Linked DNA regions of Homo sapiens: all the other regions are linked to region 1. A link is an interaction called in ENCODE POLR2A ChIA-PET data of the cell type or tissue named here. Cell type or tissue: Panc1. All regions are shown on one strand. Each heading gives the region's core, and the rest is flanking DNA. Links, peaks and the distances in the headings are about the cores only.

Region 1 (7,576 bases), core at 1,143-6,142:
GAGTTAAATCGAGTAAACTGCTCAAAATATGTATCTGATAGTTTACTAATGTTGATATTTAACCAAGTTTTCTTCAAGTTTATTATCAATTTATGCACTGAACTGATTTTATAAAACTCTTACATGTAGGCTTGTATCTACATTTCAAGAGTATAGCCATCACTGTTTTATAATAGTTGTTAAAATTGTAGTTGTTCCTACTTAAGGACTATGTTTAGTTTCTTCCTTTAAATATTATCCAGGTATGACTACAAATATTATCCAGGTATGACTATAGAGAGCCAATTAGCTAAGTGATTGCCCGAAACCACCCTATCTTATTGCTGCCTTTAACAAAAAGACCAAGAATTGGATGAAAAACAACCCTGCTTCACTCTTGGCTTTTCAAAAGTATGTAACTGGCTGGCCTGAAGGTAGTGAGTTATCTCAATTGATGGTTCACAATCAGTTGAACACAGATCAAACTCCTTGTTCTACACTTTACCCCCTACTTGAGTAGGGGGTAAAGACTACTTGAGTAGTCTTTTAAAAAAAAAGAAGAAGAAAAAAGCATATAACCACTAAGTTGAGAAATTTATTTACTTTAAGCCATTAACCAGTTCTTTTCCTGGCTATATAATCCCATACACAACATTATTTCTGCCCAATAGAAATTTTAAAAGAAAATAAATATCTGAAGTTAATTTTAATATTTTTAATTTAGTCCAATATATCCAAAATATTGTATTTCAGTGTGTAATTAAATATAAAAATCACTAGTGAGGTATTTTACATTCATTCCTTATATTAAGTATTTAAAATCCAGTGTGTTAAACTTACGACATATCTCAATTCACACTTCCCACATTTCAAGTATTCAATAGCCACATGTGAGTTATGCCTAGGGGTATTGGACAGTGCTGATTAGGAGGTTTAAAATGCAACTCATAAATTTAATTCATCTCTTCGATCTCAGTAAATGACCCTTCTTTCTAGAGGTCATTCTACTATTCCTCTCTTCCTTACCCTCCACTTCAGACAATTTTATTGATTTTTTGTCTTTTAAAATTTTGTAAATCCATCTTTTTATCTCCTGCCCTACCACAGCTCCAGTTTGGGGATTCATATTCTCTTACCTGGACTATTGCAATACCCTCTCAGTTGGTCTTTGTGTCTCTGCTTTTGCCTCATAAATTTCACTTCTACTGTTACTAATTCTGATTCCAAAATCTGCTTTGCAGTGAGAATGTCTGCCTAACTGAAAATGTCACCATTCTACTCCACTACTTAATACCATTCAATATATTTTAGTGATTTCACATTATTTCAAATAAGTAGTCTGTGAGGTAAGATAAGTATGCTGTCCTATACTATCACAAGGGATGCATACACAACTCTTTGGGAATGTAGGGAAAGGAGAGTAGATATCCTTTTCTCATATTCCTTTTAAAACTGCATGTTTAGTATCTCTTTCTATGTACATAACATAGAACATGTAAATTATTTATCAGTAAATATATTCACAGTCCCACATCACTTAATGAGGGGCTATGTTCTGAGAAAGGCTTCATTAGGCGATTTCATCGTTGTGTGAACATCATCAATGTACTTACCCAAACCCAGGGTGGTATAGCCTGCTACACACTTAGGTACTTGGTATAGCCTATTGCCCCGAGGCTATAAACCTGCACAGCATGTTACTGGTTTGAATACTATAGGTCATTGTAACACAGTGATAAGTATTTGTGTATTTAAACATACCTAAACATAGAAAAAAGTAGAGTAAAAATACCTTGTAAAAGATTTTTTTTAATGATACACCTTTATAGTGCACTTTTCATGAATGGAGCTTGCAGGACTGGAAGTTGCTCTGGGTGAGTCAGTGAGTGGTGAGTGAATGTGAAGGCCTAGGAATTTACTGCACACTACTTTAGACTTTATAATCACTGTATACTTAGGCTACAGTAATTTATTTTAAAAAGATTTTTTTCTTCTTCAATAATAAGTTAACCTTAGCTTACTATAAATTTTTTACTTTATAAACTTTTTAATGTTCTCAAACTGTTTTACTCGTGTAGTAACACTTGACTTAAAACACAAACAATATTGGCCAGGAGCAGTGGTTCACATCTGTAATCCCAGCACTTTGGGAGGCCAAGGCGGATGGATCACTTGAGGTCAGGAGTTCGAGACCAGCCTGACCAACATGGTGAAACCCCATCTCTACTAAAACTACAAAAATTAGCCAGTCATGGGGGTAGGCGCCTGTAATGCCAGCTACTCGGGAGGCTGAAGCAGGAGAATCACTTGAACCCGGGTTTCTCAGTGAGCTGAGATCATACCACTGCACTCCAGCCTAGGGGATAGAGTGAGACTCTTTCTCAAAACAAACAAACAAAAAAAACACAAACATATTAATGGGTCCAAAAATACACTTAGATACAATGAATAATATCTAGTATTTGGTAGTACAATAGGTTGCTGTAGTTAACAACAATTGATTGTATATTTTAAGTAACTAGAGGAATGGAATTGGAATGTTCCTAATACAAAGAAACAATAAAGGCTTGAGATGACGGATACCCCAATTACCCTGATTAATCATTACACATTGTACAGCTGTACAAAAATATTTTCTTTATATCCTTATTCCATAAGCTTTTTTCTGTTTGTTTTTTAATTTCTAATTTTTTTTTTTTTTTTTTACTTTTGAAACTTTTTTGTTGAACACTGAGACGTGGCTGGGCAGGGTGGCTCACACTTATAACCCAACACTTTGGGAAGCTGAGATGGGAGGGATCACTTGAGGTCAGGAGTTCAAGAGCAGCCTGGGCAACATAATGAGACCCTGTCTCTACAAAAAAGAAATTAGCGAGGCATGGTGACATGCACCTGTAATTCTAACTACTTGGAAGGCTGAGGTGGAAGGATCACTTGAGCACAGGAGGTTTAGGCTGCAGTGAGCCATGACGGCACCACTGCACTCTAGCCCGGGCAACAGAGTGAGACCCTGAATCCAAAAAAAAAAACCCAAAAACAGAAAACTGAGACAGAGGGCCAGGCGCAGTGGCTCACGCCTGTAATCCCAGCACTTTGGGAGGCCGAGGCAGGCAGATCACCTGAGGTCAGGAGTTCTGGAACAGCCTGGCCAACATGATGAAACCCCGTCTCTACTAAAAGTACAAAAATTAGCCAGGTGTGGTGGTGCACACCTGTAATCCCAGCTACTCGGGAGGCTGAGGCAGGAGAATCGCTTGAACCTGGGAGGCGGAGGTTGCAGTGAGCTGAGATCACACCACTGCACTCCAGCCTAGGGGATAGAGCGAAACTCTCTCTCCAAAAAAGGAAACTGAGACACACTATCCTAGGCCTACAGGGGGGTCAAGATCATCAATATCACTGTCCTCCACCTCCACATTTTGTCCTACTGGAAGGTCTTCAGGGGCAGTAACACACATGGAGCTGTCATTTCCTGTGATAACAATGCGTTCTTCTGGATACCTCCTGAAGGATTGCCTGAGGCTTTTTACAGTTAACTTTAATTTATAATTTGAAGAAGTACGCTCTAAAGTAATGATGAAAAGTATAGTTTAGTAAATACAGAAACCAGTAACATAGTCATTTATTATCATTATCAAGTATTATGTACTGTCCATAATTGCATGTGCTAGACTTTTATAGGACTGGCAGAGCAGTAGGTTTGTTTGCCAGCATCACCACAAACATGTGAGTAATGCATTATTACTCACATTAACCATTACGATGGTTACATCACTAGGCAATGAGAATTTTTCAGCTCCATTGTAATCTTATTGGACTACTGTTGTATATGCGGCCCATCATTGACTGAAATGTCCTTATGTGGCAAATGACTATAGTTTTAATTTCAGTAAAAAACTATAATCTACATAGAGTAGGAAAAGATAAGTCTGTTAGCTGTACAAGGGCAGAGTTTTTGTGTTTTTTCACTGACTTATTCTCAGTGTCAATAACAGTATCCGGCATAGAATAGTAACTGGTCAATAAATATTTGTTGAATAAATAAATGCTGTGCATAGAAAAACACTCTAACTTTATACTTTATTAGACCTTTAAGGCAAAAAGTAAGTTTAAATAAACATTTTCTCATCTCTATTCAATTTAAATTTTTGACACTTGAAGTAAAACTTAAATTACTGTCTTCTTGCATTATCTTACAGAGATTTGTAAAGAAAGTCTCTAATATGTATAATGGAGTAAAAAAAACTTTTTTCCCTTCTAGTAAACGAAGCAAAAAAGGAGATAAAAATGGGAAAGGCTTGAGACACTTTTCAATGAAAGTGTGTGAGAAAGTTCAACGAAAAGGTACAACATCGTACAATGAAGTCGCTGATGAGCTGGTGTCAGAGTTCACCAATTCAAATAACCATTTGGCTGCTGATTCGGTATGTAAATCATGAACCTGACATTGATTTTGATGGATGATGCTACTTCTTTGTGTTATCTTTGTTATAGATTTGAGGAATCACGACTATACTTGAGGGTTTTATCCTTTATTTTGGGGGATTTTTTGTTGTTGTTGAGTTTTATTTTGGAGGGAATTCCTTTTTTTTTGTTTTTTAGGCGGAACCTCACTCTGTCGCCCAGGCTGGAGTTCAGTGGCGCGATCTCGGCTCACTGCAACCTCTGCCTCCCAGGTTCAAGCTATTCTTGTGACTCAGCCTCCCGCGTAGCTGGGATTACAGGCGCACACCACCATTCCCAGCCAATTTTTGTATTTTTAGTAGAGACAGTGTTTCACCATGTTGGCCAGGCTGGTCTCAAACTCCTGACCTCAGGTGATCCACCTGCCTTGGCCTTCCAAAGTGCTGGGATTACAGGCGTGAGCCACTGTACCCAGCCTTAGTTGTTTTTTTTGTTTTTTTTTGTTTTTTTTTAACATTTAAAAAATATTTGGCCAGGCGCGGTGGCTCACGCCTGTAATCCCAGCACTTTGGGAGTCTGAGGTGGGTGGATCATGAGGTCAGGAGATCGAGACCATCCTGGCTAACACTGTGAAACCCTGTCTCTACTAAAAATACAAAAAATTAGCCAGGCATGGTGGCATGTGCCTGTAATCCCAGCTACTCAGGAGGCTGAGGCAGGAGAATTGCTTGAACCTGGGAGGCGGAGGTTGCAGTAAGCCAAGATCGCACCACTGTACTCCAGCCTGGGCGACAGAGTGAGACTCCGTCTCAAAAAGAAAAAAAAAATTGGTCGCCTATCCAATAATTTTTTATTGTTTCTGAATCTTATTGTTTCTTCAATGTCTAAGTCAACAAGAAAATTTTATTTTTAATTGGAAAAGGAATACATAAATATGTTTATAAAAAATTCAGTTGTCTGGCAGAGTCTCAAATAAATGGAATACAGTGGTGCAGTTTCGGCTCAATGAAACCTCTACTTCCCAGGTTCAAGTGATGCTTGTGCCTCAGCATCCTGAGTAGCTGGGACCAAAAATGGCAAGGCTCTGCCTCTACAGAAAAAAAATTTATTTCTTTATCTTTTTTTTTTTTTTTTGATATGAGGTCTCACTATGTTGCCCAGGCTGATTTTGAACTCCTTGACTCAAGTGATCCTCCAGCCTCAGCCTCCCAAAGTGCTGGGATTACAGGCATGAGCCACCATGCCTGACCTCTACAAAAAGTTTTTTTTTTTAAATTAGCGAGGTGCAGTGGCACAAACCTGTAGTCCCAGCTACTCCAGAGGCTGAGGAGGATTGCTTGAGCCCAGGAATTCAATCATGCCACTGCATTCCAGCCTGGGCGGCAAAGCAAGACTTCGTCTCTTTGGGGGGAAAAAAAAAAAAAAAAAAAAAATATATATATATATATATGGCTATGACTGTTTCTCTAGAGCACTGATTTAGCCCTATCCTATTGATTCTGATATATTATTCTTTAGATGTTCTTTAATTTTGGTTTTAATTTGTTCTTTGACCTAAGGATTGCCTTAGAAAGAGTTCTTATAGTTCCAAGTTTTGTTTGTTGCTTTAAAGTTTTACTTTTATTACTTAATTTGTCCAGAGAATATGATTTGAACTATTTCCCTTTTTTTTTTGGATTACATTGAGATTTTCCTTGGGAGCCATTATATGTGATTTTCTTTTTCTTTTCATGTTCTCTAGGCACTTGAAAAAAAAAGTCTATAGCATTCTGTTTCTGAGTGAAAGCCATGGTTCTCACAATGATCTGCAAGCCCCTTTGTGAGCTTGCCCACCATTACCTCACTAATCTCGTCTTCTGCTATGCACTGTCTCATTTACTACCCTCCAGCCACATGTCACTATGCTCCAGCTACATGTTTTGTCCCTGATCAGGCCATTACACTGCTTTGCCTAGAGCAGTCTTTGCTAGGTATTCATATGGCTTCTCTCTCCCTGCCTTGTGATCTTCACTCACCTGTCACCACAATGAAGCATTTCTTCTTAGCACTTTTCAATATCTAAAATACATTTTTACTAATACCCTATCACCACCACCTTCCCAGGATATAAACAAAGGTTGAGTTTTTTTCTCTTTATTCACTGCTTTGTTATTTTTCTGATAATTTAGAATGCTTGTAGTCTCAGTTCTTCAGTTGGTTACCTTTATAACTTAAGTTCCTTGAGTTACCACCTGTAGACAGTATCTATTGGTTATGAAGAAAAACATATGTTTTTTTCTGTCTTCCATTTTTCTCTTCTACCATGGGACTCAGATTAGATATATTAGTATATTTGTTAAAAAGAATAATACTACTACTATAGGCCGGGTGCAGTGGCTCACGCCTATAATCCCAGCACTTTGGGAGGCCGAGGTGGACGGATCACACTGTCAGGAGTTGGAGACCAGCCTGGCCAACATGATGAAACCCTGTCTGTACTAAAAATACAAAAATTAGCTGGGTGTGGTGGTGGGCGCCTGTAATCCCAACTACTCGGGAGGCTGAGGCTGGAGAATCACTGGAACCCAGAAGGTGGAGGTTGCAGTGAGCTGAGATCTCACCACTGCACTCCAGCCTGGGCAACAGAGCAAGACTCTGTCTCGGAAAAATAGTTGTTTTTATTACTTTAAATAAATAGATTGTGCTGAACCCTTTATTATTATTTAATCTGCTTTGAACAACATCCATATCCCTTCCAATATCAAAAAGAGGAAATTGGCATACCTATCACATTGCCTCCTCCCAGTACTTGTTGTTACAGTATCATTGTTTCTACAGGGTCAAGATTTCTTTTTTTTTTTTTTTTTGAGACAGAGTCTAGCTCTGTCACCCAGACTGGAGTGCAGTGGCTCAATCTTGGCTCACTGCAACCTCCATCTCCCGGATTCAAGCGATTTTCCTGCCTCATCCTCCTGAGTAGCTGGCATTACAGTCATGCGCCACCACGCCCAGTTAAGTTTTGTATTTTTTAGTAGAGATGGGGTTTTGCCATGTTGGCCAGGCTGGTCTTGAACTCCTGACCTCAGGTGATCCGCCCACCTTGGCCTCTCAAAGTGGTGGGATTACAGGCATGAGCCACCACTCCTGGCCCATTGTCAAGATTTCTAGTATTTACATTCAGTTCTATAACTTAAATCCCCCACTTATTTAGATC
Region 2 (7,576 bases), core at 856-5,855, 82 kb before region 1:
TAGGTAGAATTATACAACTTTGCTCTGTTTCTTTGATTGCGTATTGGAAACTCTTATTATCCCTTTTTTCAGTGACGTTGTTTTACATTGGATAACATCCAGTGACACTTGTGTATTCTTTACATCCTTTAGTGAGTCCATTTGGGACCCATTTACATATGAAAAGCAGCATGACTGACACTGCAGACATGTAAATCGCAAATCTAAAGGAATTAGAGAAGATGAAAACATTATTTATCAATAAGGTCCTCAGTCTCCCAAATGAACAAAGTAGGCACTTGAGTAATAATTTGAAAAAGTGATTCATCTTTTTTCTACTCCCTGATTAATAAAGGTGATATTTTCTTAGTATGCTTGGAGGTTGGGAATACTTTAAGTCAGTAGTTCTCGAATTTTATCAAGCATGAGAGTCACCTAGAGGGCATGTTATAAAGATTACCAGGCATCACCTCCAGAGTTCTGATACAGTAGGTCTGGGGTGGGACCTGAAAATTGGTATCGCTAACAAGTTCTCAGGAGAAGCTGATGTTTACTAGCACTGGACCATACTTTAAGCACTACTGTTGGCCAGGCACGGTCATCTCAGCATTTGGGAGGCCGAGGTGGACAGATCGCTTGAGCCCAGGAGTTCGAGACCAGCCTGGCCAACATGGTAAAACCCATGTCTATAAAAACACAAAAATTACCTGGATGTGGTGGCACAGGCCTGTAGTCCCAGCTACTTGGATAGCTGAGGCACAAGAATCATTTGAACCCAGGAGGCAAAGGTTGCAGTGACCCAAGATTGCACCACTGCACTCCAGCCTGGGCGACAGAGTAAGACTCTGTCTCAAAACAAGAAAAAAACTAAAAACCAAAAAACTACTGGTATATGGTAGGGTATATGAAAGTGGAGAATGAGCAACAAGTAGGATCAGCCTGATTTTCCTGCCTAAGGTTTTCATTCAATTCAGAAATTTTTTTTTTTAAGTACCTGCTATGTGTCTAATACTACGATGTCATCAAGCTTTACATGTCTTAGACTTTTCGACAGTGGATCTTTTGCTTTATTGAGAGGCTTCACCAACTAAGGAGCACTGTCTAAAATAAAAGACTAGTAAAGAAAGAAATAAAGTTATTCATTTTGTTGCTTTTTCAACCCTCTGTTTTTATGCTAGGTAATATTTTACCCTTTACCAATTTTAATGTGCAAACATTATTTCTGGCAATTCCACCTCTAGGTAGCTATCCTAAGGAAATAACTTTCAACAATTGATTAATGTAGACACAGACAGAGATGTTTATCATAGATGTTTATTATAAAGAGCAGAAAAGTAGCTCCTACACTGAAGTCTGTAGTTTTGCAATTACTAAATAAACTGTGTATGTATGTATATGATAGCTAATTTTGTAGCCATTAAGTTTTGCTTATGAAGAGAAGCATTTTAAAGTTAAAAATGCTTGATATACAAGAATTATTTTATGTAAGCATATTTTAATAAAATTTAAGAGCTCAGATTTAAGTGAAATTGTATTTTAGGTTCTTAACTATGTGAGATTTATTTATAGAGAAAAATGAGGAAATATAACAAATTACTTTTTACAAAGTATCTTTAGAATGTGAGATTATGATTGACTGTTACTATATATTCTCTTCTGTATTTGTAACATATCCATGACTGGATATTACTTTTATAATTAAAATATTCATGTTTTATATTTACATATTATTTCAAGTTTTATTTACACACATATATTAGTGTACAGCTCAGTGACGTTTTATAAGCCAGCACTCATATCTAGAAGCAGAATATAACCAGCACCCTAGAAGCATGCCTTGTGCTCTATTTCAAGGATAACTGCTATCATGACTTCTAAAAGCACAGATTATTTTCTCCTGTTTTTGTACTTTATATAAATGTAATCATACAGTATTTATTCTTTTGTGACTGGCTTCTCTTGCTTAAGAAGATGTTGTGAGATCAAGCTTAGTAATCATAGTTCATCCTTTCTCATTGCTATGTAATACTCCATTGTGTGAATAAACCATTATTCACTTTAATGTTATTGGGCATTTGGGTAGGTAATTTTAAGTTTGGGAATATTATGATTAGTTATGTCATAAATATTTTAGTCCATGTCCTTTGGTGAACACATGTACGTATTTCTACAGGGCATACACCTAGGATTGGAACTGTTTGGTTGGGGTTCAGTTTTAGTCGATACTCCCAGATGATTTTTCTCAAAGTGGTTATACCAGTTCACACTCCCACTGGCAACAGATGAGGATTTCTGTTGCTCCACATCCTTGCCAATACCTAATGTGCATTAGTCAGGGTTCTCCAAAGAATCAGAACCGCTGTCTCTCCTATTGGTTTTTTATGACTATATATATACACACACACACACACACACACACACATATATATTATATAATATATATATATGTGTATATATACAGCTGACCCTTGAACAACGCAGTGGTTGGGGCACTGACCTCCCTGTGCAGTCAAAAATCTGTGTATAATTTTAACTACTGATAGCTCACTGTTGGCCAAAAGCCTTACCGATAACATGAACAGTTAAGTAACCCATATTTTGTATGTTATAGATTGTGTACTGTATTCTTACAATAAAGTAAGCCAGAGAAAGGAAAATGTTATTAAGAAGATCTTAAGGGAGAGAAAATATGTGTACCATTCATTAAGTGTAAGTGGTTTGTCATAAAGGTCTTCATCCTTGTCATGTTAATGAAGAGTAGGCTGAGAAGGAGTAGGAAGAGGAGGGGTGGATTTTGCCGTCTCGGGTGGCAGAGGCAGAAGAAAATCTGTGTATAAGTGTACCTGTACAGTTTGAACCTGTTATTCAAATATCAGCTCTGTGTGTGTGTGTGTGTGTGTGTGTGTGTGTGTGTGTGTGTGTGTGTGTGTGTGTAGAGAGAGAGAGAGAGAAATTGATTGATTATAGGGATTGGCTCATACAGTTATGTAGGTCAAGAAATCCTGTGACCTGCTGTCTGCAACCTGGAGAACCAGGAAAGCTGGTGATGTCATTCAGTCTGAGTCTGAAGGCTGAGAATCACGGGAGCCAGTGGCACAAGTCCCAGCTCAAGTCTGAAGGGCTGAGAACTAGAGGGGCTGATGGTACAAGTCCCAATTCTAGGCCAGAGGCCTCAGAACCAGTGTGCCAATTTCACAGGCAGGAAAAGATGAATGTCCAGCTCAAACAGAAGCAGATTCTCCCTTCTGTTGCCTTTTTGTTCTCTTTGGGCCCTCAACAGGTTGGATGATGCCCCTCTCCATTGGAGAGGGTGATTTTCTTTATTCACTCTACTGATTCAAATGCTAGTCTCTTCCAGAAACATCTCATAGACCACCCAGAAACAATGTTTTATCAGCTATCTGGGCATCCTTTAGCTCAGTCAAGTTGACACAAAAGTTAACCATCACAGTATTTTTCATCTGTTTTCTTATACTTAGTGTGGTAAGTGTGCAGTGGTAATATATGGTAGCTTTAATTTGTATTTCCTGGATGATTAATGAATTGAGAGCCTTTCCTATATTTTTGGTTGTAAATTATGCTAAAACGTTGTTGTAGTTTGCAGCTCAGTATCAGATATATTTTAACTTTATTTCAAGGAACTTAATTATAAGAAGTATTTTACAAAATATATCAAAGGATATTATAACTTGATCCAAGGTTATGTATGAAACTTAAAAATAGCATACATTTAATTTTTAAAGTCTCAAGTGTTAGTGTCCTGTAATATGGTACCTAATGAGATTTAGTTTGAGTTGAATTATACTTTTATGATTGAATGTTATTTTCCTGTTGGCTTCAGCTATAAAAATTAAAGACGTTCTCATATGAAAAATCGTTCAGTAGACGGAGTTGAAATTTTTTGCCAAAGACAAATAAGTAAGTTGATAACCAGTCTCTGTCGGCTGTTGTCATCAGGAACACTGCTAGACTCAAGTAAGATAATATTTGTAAAGCACTACCCAGATGTTTGTGTTACTTTTAGAGCTTTAAAATCTTTGAAATATTCTTAACATCTTGGTTTTCTTTCTGTTTTATCCACTGATACCTTACTCCTAACCCTCCATGTGTAGTTCTCAGAATTTATTCCATTCTTGCTATTGTCTTGAGTTTTTAGAACAAGGTAGAAGGCACAGAACAACCCAAAAACTGCCCCCCTCCACACACACATTTTTATATATTTAAGTATAATTTAAATAAATAAATACAGAATGCTGCTAACCTCATTGGCATTTTAAGATCATATTGTAATGGCAGGCTATTGAGACAACATGGGACTTGTACCTAGCATAGTGCCTGTCTCACAGGAGCTCACTGTATATTTGTTGAGTGGATAAGACAATGAAAAAATTCTACTGTTGGGTTTTTCTCTTTTTAGGTTTTGTTGGGAGCTTCCATTTGTTGTCCCCTACCCACCAGTTTTGGATCTTTAATTTTAAAAAGAGTACTTAAGATGGATATGAGAAAGTTACTGTTATGCTGGGCACAGTGGCTCACGCCTATAATCCTAATGCTTTGGGAGGCTGAAGTGGAAGGATCACTTGAGGCAAGGAGTTCAGGAAAGTTTCTGTTAGTAAAATTTTCAAAGTGGAACTTTCTCTCAAGATAACCTCATATAGACAGTCAGAAAGGAGAACAGTAAAATTGTAAAATGACTGGAAAATAAGTATACATTTTAGTGATTTTTTATGTGGTACTTATTTTGGGAGAATCTAATTATTCAAGTACCCATTAAAATAAAAAGCAAAGTTAATGTTATCTTTATATTATTTAAGATGTATCCATGAGATAAATTCTATAATATATATTGGATTACTTATGAACAAAGAGAACTAGAAAAAACGTGTTTTAAGAGGAGGTAAATAAAAGAAGTTCCAAATAGAAGGAAAGAAAGCTGGAGAGGGGCTGGACACAGTTGCTCAAGCCTGTAATCCCAGCACTTTGGGAGGCCGAGGCAGTCAGATCACCTGAGATCAGGAGTTTGAGACCAGCCTGGCCAACATGGCAAAACCCCGTCTCTACTAAAAAGACAAAAAAATTAGCTGGGCATGGTGGCCGACGCTGGTAGTCCCAGCTACTCAGGAGGCTGAGGCAGGAGAATCGCTGGAACCTGGGAGGCAGAGATTGCAGTGAGCCGAGATTACACCATTGCACTCCACCCTGGGTGACAGAGCAAGACTCTGTCTCAAAAAAAAAGAAAGAAAGCTGGAGAGAACGGTGACACTATGTCTCAATAGCATCTGTTATCCTAGATGATGTTAAAAAGTTCTGTTGAATGCTTTTTTTTCACAACTCTCTTCTACTCTGAATTATAAAATGTAATAGTGTGGTATTAGAAAAGACAGCTAATCCTTTAGAAATTGGTCGTATATTATTTTGACCATTGGTCATTGATTATTTTACTGGCCAGTTTGTGAAGCTTTTCTTGATTTTTTTTTATTCCAGATCTTTAGACCTCACTATGAAACAACCCACTTGTTAGGAAACATTGATACAGTCATTGGAAAATCTTAACCATATGTGGTAGAATGGCCACAAGCAAATGCATGAGGCTTAGGCCTGAAGCTTCAGGGCTTTGTTTGATACATGTATCAATTTATATAGAATTGATCAAAGCATATCTATGACTGCTACTGATTACCATAGAAAAATAGCTGAGTAACTGTTGCTTTATTCTGTAATATCAATGTGTATAATAAAAAATAAATTTTGTTCATTGCCTCCAGTTCTGGCACACAGTTCCTAAAGCCCTTTGAATCTCCAAAGTAATGAGTGTCTTTTGTACTCTAATGAGAAGATTGTTGACTGGGGTCCCCTAGATAGCTTTAGGATGGGGGCTGGTGCCAGAAAGACCAAGGATTGAAACTTTCAACCCCACCTCTGACTTCCAGCAGGGAGAGAGGGCCTGGAGATTTAGATGATTACCAATGGCCATGATTTAATCAATCATGCTTACATAAGGAAACCTCTATAAAACCCCATAAATGACAGTTTGGAGAGCTTCTGGGTTGGTGGACACAGTGAGGTACTGGGAGGGTGGCGTGCTTGGAGGTGGCATGGAAGCTCTGTGCACCCACCCCCTACCCCTGCCCCATTGCCCTGTCTTACGTTTCTCTTCGATTTGGCTGTTGCCTTCCTGAGTTGTAGTAGCCTTTTAAACAAACCAGTAATAGTAAGTAAAGTGCTATACTGAGTTCTGTGTCATTCTAGCAAATTATTAAATCTGAGGCGGGGTCATGGGAACCCTCAAATTTGTAGTCTGTAGGCAGAAATGGGAGTAGCCTGGGCATGTCATCTGTGGCTAGCAGCTGTGGCAGGCAGTCTTATGGGACTGACCTCTTAGTCTGTGAGGTCTGGGCTAACTCCAGGTAGTTACTATCAAAATTGTATTGAATTGTTAGACACCTAATTGGTGTCTGAAGAATTGGAGAATTGGTTGGTGTGATTTAAAAAAAAAAAAAAAAACCCAAACATTTGGTGTCAGAAGTGTTGTGAGTAAAAACAGTTCATTATTAGGTACTTAAATTCAAAGATGGTGTAGATTTTATGTGTATGATCACTGGCTTCTCTCTTTTAATATCGAGGGTTAGTTATCAAGGTAATTTTTAAATGACTTGGACATTTAAAAAATAGAATAAAATACTAATTTATAAATAAACAAGGGTTAAATCAGGCTGTATAAATCAGTGGAGATGTAAGCACTTTAAGGCAATATCCTTATCTCCGTTTCTGTGAAATTTGAGTGTGGAATCTTGTAAGATAATTGTGACTATTTTATAGGCCATAAGGAGAAAAGTGACATCTGGTATATCTGGACCATAGACCTTAAAGGATTCTAACACAAACACATACCAAGCTTGATTGGTATTGAACTGGCCTGGGGAAAAGTATGTCATAATAGCAGAAACTCTGTGATGGTATGGATGGAGAACTTTATAAAGCCAAGGAACTGAATCCGGGCACCGTGGTCAAAGAGGAAAACTTCTAGCGTCTCCCTGTAGCCATACATAATTCTATAGGTATTACCATTCCCTCTCAACTCATTCTGTATTATTAGGGAAATAAAGTCTTTCTCTAACGTTTTTCTTTTCTCCTAATATAGTTTGAAATGCAGTCACTTTTACTTAAACTTATCTTTTGGAATAAAATAATTTATGGAATTCATAGCACTCAGATTGTTTCACCAGACTACTTGTAGAAATTCTGGATTAGTTGATTAACCACAGTTCATAGCTTCCCAGTTGCACATTATCCTTAGATTTCAAAAATTCCTTTCTGAGTAAGAGATACAAAACAACCCACCCAGGAACAAATTATTTTCTTGGTTGGCAGAGCAGTATCATTCTTAGCACACATGAAATCGAGCTAAGAACCAGAGCTAATCCAAGATTTTAGAGTTGTCTTAGCTCTGCTAATTTTCTTTATTATTTTGCTTGTATTTTCATTTTCACACAACTCTCTCAAGTGATTAAGCTGTACTTAAGTATTTTTTTAAATTTCGTCTTTAAAAAGGTTCTTACTGTTTTGTTTCAGAAAGGACATGCTATAGCTAATACAC
Region 3 (7,576 bases), core at 856-5,855, 260 kb before region 1:
TGATGGAAGTCCTCTTATTACTGATTCAATTTCCTTATTCATTTTTTGTATCTTTTGTATCTTTTGGGTCTTCTCATGTTTTGTATTTCTTCACATTTAAAAATAAAGAAATGGATAAATTATGTTTGAATTGTTCATAAAAATTTCATGAGACATTAAACAAAGCTAGTCATTATCTTGTTATTTTTCTTCTTAGTAACAATTATCAAAAATCATCACAGAACAAAGAACCTAAAAAAAAGTTATGGATCTTTTTAATTCTCTCCTTTTAAAAAATGTCATGTTTGACACACATCAAGCAATTTATTTTTATTGTGTATTTGTTCATAGGTTAAATTTATTTATAATTTTATGACATGTCTTAGTTCACTTAATTTGCTATGGTAGCTGAGACTGGGTAGTTTATAAAGAAAATAAGTTTATTAGACTCATGATTCTGGTGGCTGGAAAGTTCAAGATTGGGCATCTACAACTGATGAGGGCCTCAGGTTTCTTCAACTCATAGTGGAAAGCAGAAGAGGAGCTTGCATGTACCAAGAAATCACATAGCAAGAAAGGAAGCAAGAGAGAGAAACTCAGGAATCCACTCTTTTTAACAATCTACTCTTTTAGGAAGTAATCTATTCCCATGCGAATGAAAACTCACTCACCCCTGAGGGAGAACATTAATCTGTTTATGAGGGATCTGTCCATATGACACAAACGCCTCCTACAAAGCCCTATATCCCCAAAGTGGCACACTGGGGATCAAATTTCAACATTTTGGCAGGGACTTACCAAACCATAGCACCATCCTAAACCACAGGAGTTTTTGATTAGTAAACCCAGGTACAAGCAGTTGTGTGTCTGCATTATAGTTAATGTTAACAACCCTAAACACGTGCCTGTTTTAATTAAACCAACAGACTTAAACAAGCTTTTTATTTACTAACGTTCATCCCAGGTCATGTAAACTTGAAAAATATTTGGGTTATTTCCTATTTTTCTGAGAGAATGCTTAATTTACAAAAGCATTTATTTTCTTCCTTCAAGCCATAGGTACAAATAGGACAGTTGTTTAGGATGAGAGCTCTTTTAGAAATATACTTTTGGATACAAAAATCCAAATCTCCAAAGATATACCTAGTCCAATTGCCACTTAAACCAATAAGCTTTTTGTGGCTTAACCATGGATGTGAGAAGTGCCCCTAAAGAGGGTGCAAAAGATGCAGTCTTGGCTGGGCAAGGTGGCTCATGCCTGTAATCCCAGCACTTTGGGAGGCCGAGATGGGTGGATCACCTGAGGTCAGGAGTTCGAGACCAGCCTGGTCAACATGGTGAAATCCCATCTCTACTAAACATCTCTACTAAAAATACAAAAATCAGCCAGGTGTGGTGGCATGCGTCTATAATTCCAGCTACCCGGGAGGCTGAGGCAGGAGAATTGCATGAACCCAGGAAGCGGAGATTGTAGTGAGCAGAGATTGCGCCATTGCACTCCAGCCTGGGTGACAGAGCGAGACTCTGTTTCAAAAAAAAAAAAAGTTGCAGTCTCCCTGAAGATCCAAATTTTCTCCCCAAGATAGCCTAACAAAGCAAAGATCCTCATTGTTCACAAGGCAACACAGCTTGAGACAATTAAGACAAATTCCCCTGAGAGCTGGCTCAGTTAGACAAAGAGGCATTTTGTGTTTTGTTCTCTTAGCCAGCTGGCTAACAACCTGACCCAAGCCCAACAACCTGTACCCCTGACCCTGGCTGGTGGAGACCAGAGGGAATATCCTATTCTCACTGGTCACAAAGCCAAGCTCTCAAGACATAAAGGAAAATGTATTATAATTTTTCTCCTTTCAACAAATTACACAAAAGAGGGAGAGGGGAAAAACAAGGTCTATTTTTGGGAGACTTTGGATTAATAATCAATGGGCACCCAGAACCAAATTCGCAAAAGTCACAATTTAAATAATCAATTCATATTGATGTTTTTATCCTGGTAATCCAAATCTAGAAAAGAAGGGACAAACAAAAATGTTTATCTTCTTCTCTCAGACAAGCACTACAGACAGAGATATGGAGGAGCTGACTTTGGTAAGAATGTCAGGTCTCCCAGGATCCCTTCTGTAGGCTTCATTACAAGCAGGATGTCCCAGGCTTTAGGGTCTCTTTCTCATCACCAGAAAGTATAGGGAAAGACAATTACATTTTCATCCTTTTAGGTTCTGGGCTGGTTCCAAAAATTAAATCAATATAAGATAGATTAGCAGGAGAAAAACATGATACAAGTTTTATGTAAACTTATAAATGGGGCCCTTAGAAGGAAATGAAGACCCCAAGGAAGAAGTTAGAGTCAGTTACCAATATAATGGATTGGAGAAAGAATAGTAAACTGTGAAAATATTACTAAATTATGTGGGGAGAGTTAAAAATAAGAGTTATTTCAACAAGGTCTGTGCAGTATTCTCTCAGTCTCAGCTTCTCATTCTTGAAAATAAGGTTGTTGCCTTTCCTTCTAGTATAGGGAGAATGTCTTTCATACGGGAATTTCATTTTCTGTGCTAAGAAACAGTGTGAAGATCAAAGTGATCCTTTTTGCTCCTGCTCTTCTTTAAGTGTTTATAATTTTAAAAATCAATATACCAGAATAGCATATTTTAACGACTTCACTTCCCCTGACTGGAACTTCCCTAGAAGTTTCAAACATTAAAAGCTAAGTTGGTGGCTGTGGAGAGAAGAAGAGCGTAGGAAAAAAGGGATGTACTAGTCAATTCAGGGAGTTCATCTAGAGAAGGATAAAGAAGAGGAGGAGTGGTAGGAAAGGAAGCAGAAGGCTCTAGAGAGGAAGGAGTCTCAGCTAGCTTTGAGACAGTATTTTGCAGGAAGGCAACTTTTGAGTCCTGAATGCATTTTCTAATCTTGAGATGCCAATTAAAATGTGCATCCTCTGGCCGGGCGCGGTGGCTCACGACTGTAATCCTAGCACTTTGGGAGGCCGAGGCGGGTGGATCACGAGGTCAGGAGATCGAGACCATCCCGGCTAACACGGTGAAACCCCGTCTCTACTAAAAATACGAAAAATTAGCCGGGCGTGGTGGCGGGCGCCTGTAGTCCCAGCTACTCGGGAGGCTGAGGCAGGAGAATGGCGTGAACCCGGGAGGCGGAGCTTGCAGTGAGCCGAGATCGCGCCACTGCACTCCAGCCTGGGCCACAGAGGGAGACTCTGTCTCAGAAAAAAAAAAAGTGCATCCCCTTTGAACTGTTTGACCCTCTAGCCATGGTCTTCTAGTTTAATTCTAAGGAAAACAAGCTTGGGAGTTGGAACGATCCTAAAAAATGGCCATTGGAGCTCTAAATTATCTTTGGTATAATCTTCACGTCAGTTTAAAAATGCACATGGATGCGCCATAATGTTTAAACATGCAGCCGGCTGGGGTCCCTGAAGGAGGGTTGTCCTGGCATGCCTTCGAATTTCAAGACCCCATCCTGTTTCTTATTAACCTCTCAAGAGCAAAGAGAAAATCCTATAAGTCATATGAGGAGGTTAGGGGCTGTGGGCAAAGCGTTTTCCTTTTTTTTTTTTTTTTTTCTTTGAGACGGAGTCTCCCTCTGTCGCCCAGGCTGGAGTGCAGTGGCGTGATCTTGGCTCACTGCAACTTCTGCCTCCCAGGTTCAAGCCATTCTCCTGCCTCAGCCTCCTGAGTAGCTGGGACTACAGGCGTGCGCCACCACGCCCAGCTGATTTTTGTAATTTTAGTAGAGAGGGGTTTCACCATGTTGGCCAGGATGGTCTTGATCTCCTGACCTCATGATCTGCCTGCCTCGGCCTCCCAAAGTGCTGGGATTACAGGCTGAGCACCGTGCCCTGCCCGTGTTTTGCTTTTAATAAATATGCCTGGCACAGGATACTTGCTTTCCTTGATGGAGAGCCTTTGTTCTAGTTGCCCAACCCATGACCACCTGTGAGCCTGGGCAAGGATGACCAGGGCCCCAGTAGGCTCAGTAGTATCACGCCTAAGGTACAGCCTCCACTCCAGGGATGAACTGCACTTATCTGGAACTGAGCTTCAACAACAAAGTAACTGGAGACAGGATGAAAAATGCTGACGTTGTGCTCCTAAATCCCTCTAAGTGGTGTCGGCAGTTGAGAGGAAAGGGAACCAACCCTGTGTTCTTTTTTCTTTTTGAGACGGAGTCTCGCTCTGTCGCCAGGTTGGAGTGCAAGTGGCACAATCTTGGCTCACTGCAAAATCCACCTCCCGGGTTCAAGTGATTCTCCTGCCTCAGCCTCCCGAGTAGCTGGGACTACAGGTGCCCACCACCACACCCGGCTAATTTTTTGTATTTTTAGTAGAGATGGGGTTTCACCATGTTGGCCAGGATGGTCTCGATCTCTTGATCTCGTGATCCACCCGCCTCGGCCTCCCAAAGTGGTGGGATTACAGGCGTGAGCCACTGCACCTGGCGGGAACTCTGTGTTCTTGACTTCTGTCTGTACTGGAGTTCCTGTCTGGCTTAGTGAGGAGGAGGGGACCGAGGAAGCTGTCTCCGTTCAAGTATCTCAGACTGTCACTCTTTTTAACTGAATTTTCATAGACTTTCTTGTGTAGGTGTTTCTTCATTTGCTGTTTGACCTTAGGACAATTTTCAGAGGCTTTAAATTGTGTATTTTGTTTTTATAATTTCACTGGTTTTACTAGGGAGTGGGTCTATGGGCTTTCTCATGCTGTCATGCCAGAAGACAGTCTCTTCTGCCTAAGGATTTTAGAGTTGCATTTACAAATTATTAGAAACTTGGCTGGGCATGGTGGCTCACGCCTATAATTCCAGCACTTTGGGAGGGCAATGCAGGCGGATCCCCTGAGGTCAGGAGTTCAAGACCAGCCTGGCCAACATGGTGAAACCCTCTCTCTACTAAAAATACAAAAAATTATCTGGGTGTGGTGGCATGCACCTGTAGTCCCAGCTACTCTGGAGGCTGAGGCAGGAGATTCGCTTGAACCTGGGAGGCAGAGGCTGCACTGAGCCAAGATCATGCCACTGCACTCCAGCCTGGGCAGCAGAGTGAGATCTGTCTCAAAAAACAAACAAACAAACAAACAAAAAACAAATTATTACAAACTTCATCTCTTAAAGCAACACACATTTACCATCTCACATTTCTAGAGCCCAGAAGTCCGAAATGGGTCTTACAGGGTAAAATCAACGTGCTGGCAGGTATACGTTTCTTCTGGAGACTCTAGGGTAGACTTCATTCCTTGCTGTCTCCTGCATTCCTTAGTTCATGGCCCCCTTCCAACAATTTCATCACTCCAACCCCTGATTCTGTCATCACAGCTGCTTCTCTGAAGCTCTGCCTCCCTCTTATCCTTATAAAGACCCTTGTGATTACATTGAGCCCATCCACAGAATCCAGGATAATCCTCCCATCTCAAGATCTTAATTTAATCACATCTGCAAAATCCCTTCTTCCATGTAAGGCAACACATTCACAGGTTCTGGGGATTAGGACCTGGACATCTTTGGCAGGGGAGGCCATTGTCTGCCTACTTCAGAGCTATAAACTAGACTGTTCCTGAGCGCTCTGATTATTGTTTTTTTCTCAGGATTGATAAAAGAAGTTGAGCCATAAGAAGATCATTAGCACTCAAGAGTGTTATTTAGATGAACAGGAAGCTCATAAAAATATTTTTCTCCTTCACTAAAATAAAACACACAATTAAAAACAAACCGATTTTATAATTACTTGTAATTGAATCATCTGAAACCCAGCATGTGAATTACTTTGTCATAGTTCCTAATATCCTATTAAGTTTTAATCATACTAAATCATGTGAGGCCATCTGTGTTGAAGATTCTCTCATGACCACTGGTAATGTTCTTCCCTATTTATCATGCCTGACTTTTGAATATATAATAAAGAAATAGGTGCATATAAATGGAATAAGATCTTTATCTTTTTTTTTTCTTTTTCTTTTTCTTTGAGATGGAGTTTCACTCTTGTTGCCCAGGCTGGAGTGCAATGACATGATCTCGGCTCAGCGCAACCTCCACCTCCTGGCTTCAAGCGATTCTCCTGCCTCGGCCTCCCAAGTAGCTGGGATTACAGGCATGTGCTACCATGCCCGGCTAATTTTGTATTTTTAGTAGAGACTGGGTTTCTCCATGTTGATCAGGCTGGTCTTGAACTCCTGAGCTTGTGATCCGCCCTCCTCGGCCTCCCAAAGTGCTGGGATTATAGGTGTGAGCCACCATACCCGGCCTTGGAATAAGATCTTTTTACCTTCAACCAAAAATGTTTTTTCTTATTATCTTTATTTTAACAAGCATGATTTTTCTTAATACTACATTAAGATAATATATCTAAAAGAGGGAGAGTTTTAGGTGATGATTACAGAACTCTCAAATCTTAAAAATGAAATTATAGCCAGGCGTGTTGGCTCACGCCTGTAATCCCAGCACTTTGGGAGGCTGAGGCAGGCAGATCACCTGAGGTCAGGAGTTCAAGACCAGCCTGGCCAACATGGCAAAACCCCGTTTCTACTAAAAAATACAAAAAGTAGCCAGGAGTAGTGGCTGGCACCTGTAATCCCAACTACTTGGGAGGCTGAGGCAGGAGAATCACTTGAACCTGGGAGGCAGAGGTTGCAGTGAGCCAAGATCTTGCCATTGCACTCCAGCCTGGGTGACAGAGCAAGACTCCATCTAAAAAGAAAGAAAGAAAGAAATTATCAGTTAGTTTATCCTCATTATTCTTTGATTCTCCATTTGTGAATTAGTCTGCTCACTAACATTTATTTGTAACCCCCAAATGTACAGTGTAACATTTCCCATTAAAAAAATAAATAACTTGTAGTGTTTTCAGGGTAATTTGTGGACATGTATAGAGTTGTGAAAAATCTGAGTCACTCAACATGCATGTTCCCAGCTGACCTCAAATAAGATGATCTTTGCCTTCCTGTTTGTAAACTGGTGTCCTTTTCAGTGTCTGTTTAGAGCCATATTTTTCACATTTTATGCTTTTTGTTGGTGATTTCACTGTTTAAAATAGTTCCAAGTGTAGTGCTAAAATGTTCACCAGTGTTCCTAAGCATAAGAAGGCTATGTCATTGTAGGAGAGAATATGTGTTAGATAAGCTTTGTTCAGGGGAGATACTAGGTTCAATGTTAATTAACCAACTATGTATTAAATAGGATGTCTTTAAGCAGGACATATAATACAAGGTTGTGTATTAATCGATTCAAGAAAATGTGACCAGGGGCCTACAGGAAGCTAACCCTGTATTTCCTCTAGGAAAAATGGTTCAATATTTGCTAATTCGGGGTTGCCAGTGATGTTACAGAACATAACTACTGTGAGTAATGAGAATCGAGTATAATTCTTTTTTTTTTTTTTTTTTTTTTTGAGATGAGGTTTTCTCTTAATGCCCAGGCTGGAGTGCAATAGTGCAATCTCTGCTCACTGCAACCTCTGCCTCCTGGGTTCAAGCAATTCTTCCACCTCAGCCTCCCAAGTAGTGGGGATTACAGGCTCATGCCGCCACGCCTGGCTAATTTTTGTATTTTTAGTAGAGATGGGGTTTTGCCATGTTGGCCAGGCTGG

The links. ChIA-PET counts read pairs that join two places held together with the same protein. Peaks named below come from ENCODE experiments on the same cell type or tissue, not always from the same donor. Only the 100,000 strongest peaks of a DNase experiment are listed, where the experiment ranks them.
Region 2: POLR2A ChIA-PET joins it to region 1 with 5 read pairs; 5 of 35 experiments call an interaction of 5 or more read pairs at or near these places.
Region 3: POLR2A ChIA-PET joins it to region 1 with 6 read pairs; 2 of 35 experiments call an interaction of 5 or more read pairs at or near these places.

What each region holds. Positions count from the first base shown.
Region 1 is chr3:141,975,347-141,982,922 of GRCh38, reverse strand. It overlaps TFDP2 (transcription factor Dp-2), which reads left to right. Exons shown (of 13, transcript NM_001178139.2): 7 at 4,241-4,403. Among named protein-coding and RNA genes, the nearest start is that of ATP1B3, 100 kb to the right of the region's middle. In Panc1, for the core only: no CTCF peak of the experiment used is centred there; a DNase peak (open chromatin) is centred at 3,722; H3K27ac peaks cover 1,655 bases.
Region 2 is chr3:142,057,227-142,064,802 of GRCh38, reverse strand. The region is part of intron 3 of TFDP2 (transcription factor Dp-2); the gene reads left to right. Among named protein-coding and RNA genes, the nearest start is that of TFDP2, 89 kb to the left of the region's middle. In Panc1, for the core only: no CTCF peak of the experiment used is centred there; no DNase peak of the experiment used is centred there.
Region 3 is chr3:142,237,403-142,244,978 of GRCh38, reverse strand. No RefSeq gene overlaps it. Among named protein-coding and RNA genes, the nearest start is that of GK5, 16 kb to the right of the region's middle. RefSeq lists an enhancer at 1,366-1,867. In Panc1, for the core only: no CTCF peak of the experiment used is centred there; no DNase peak of the experiment used is centred there; H3K27me3 peaks cover 681 bases.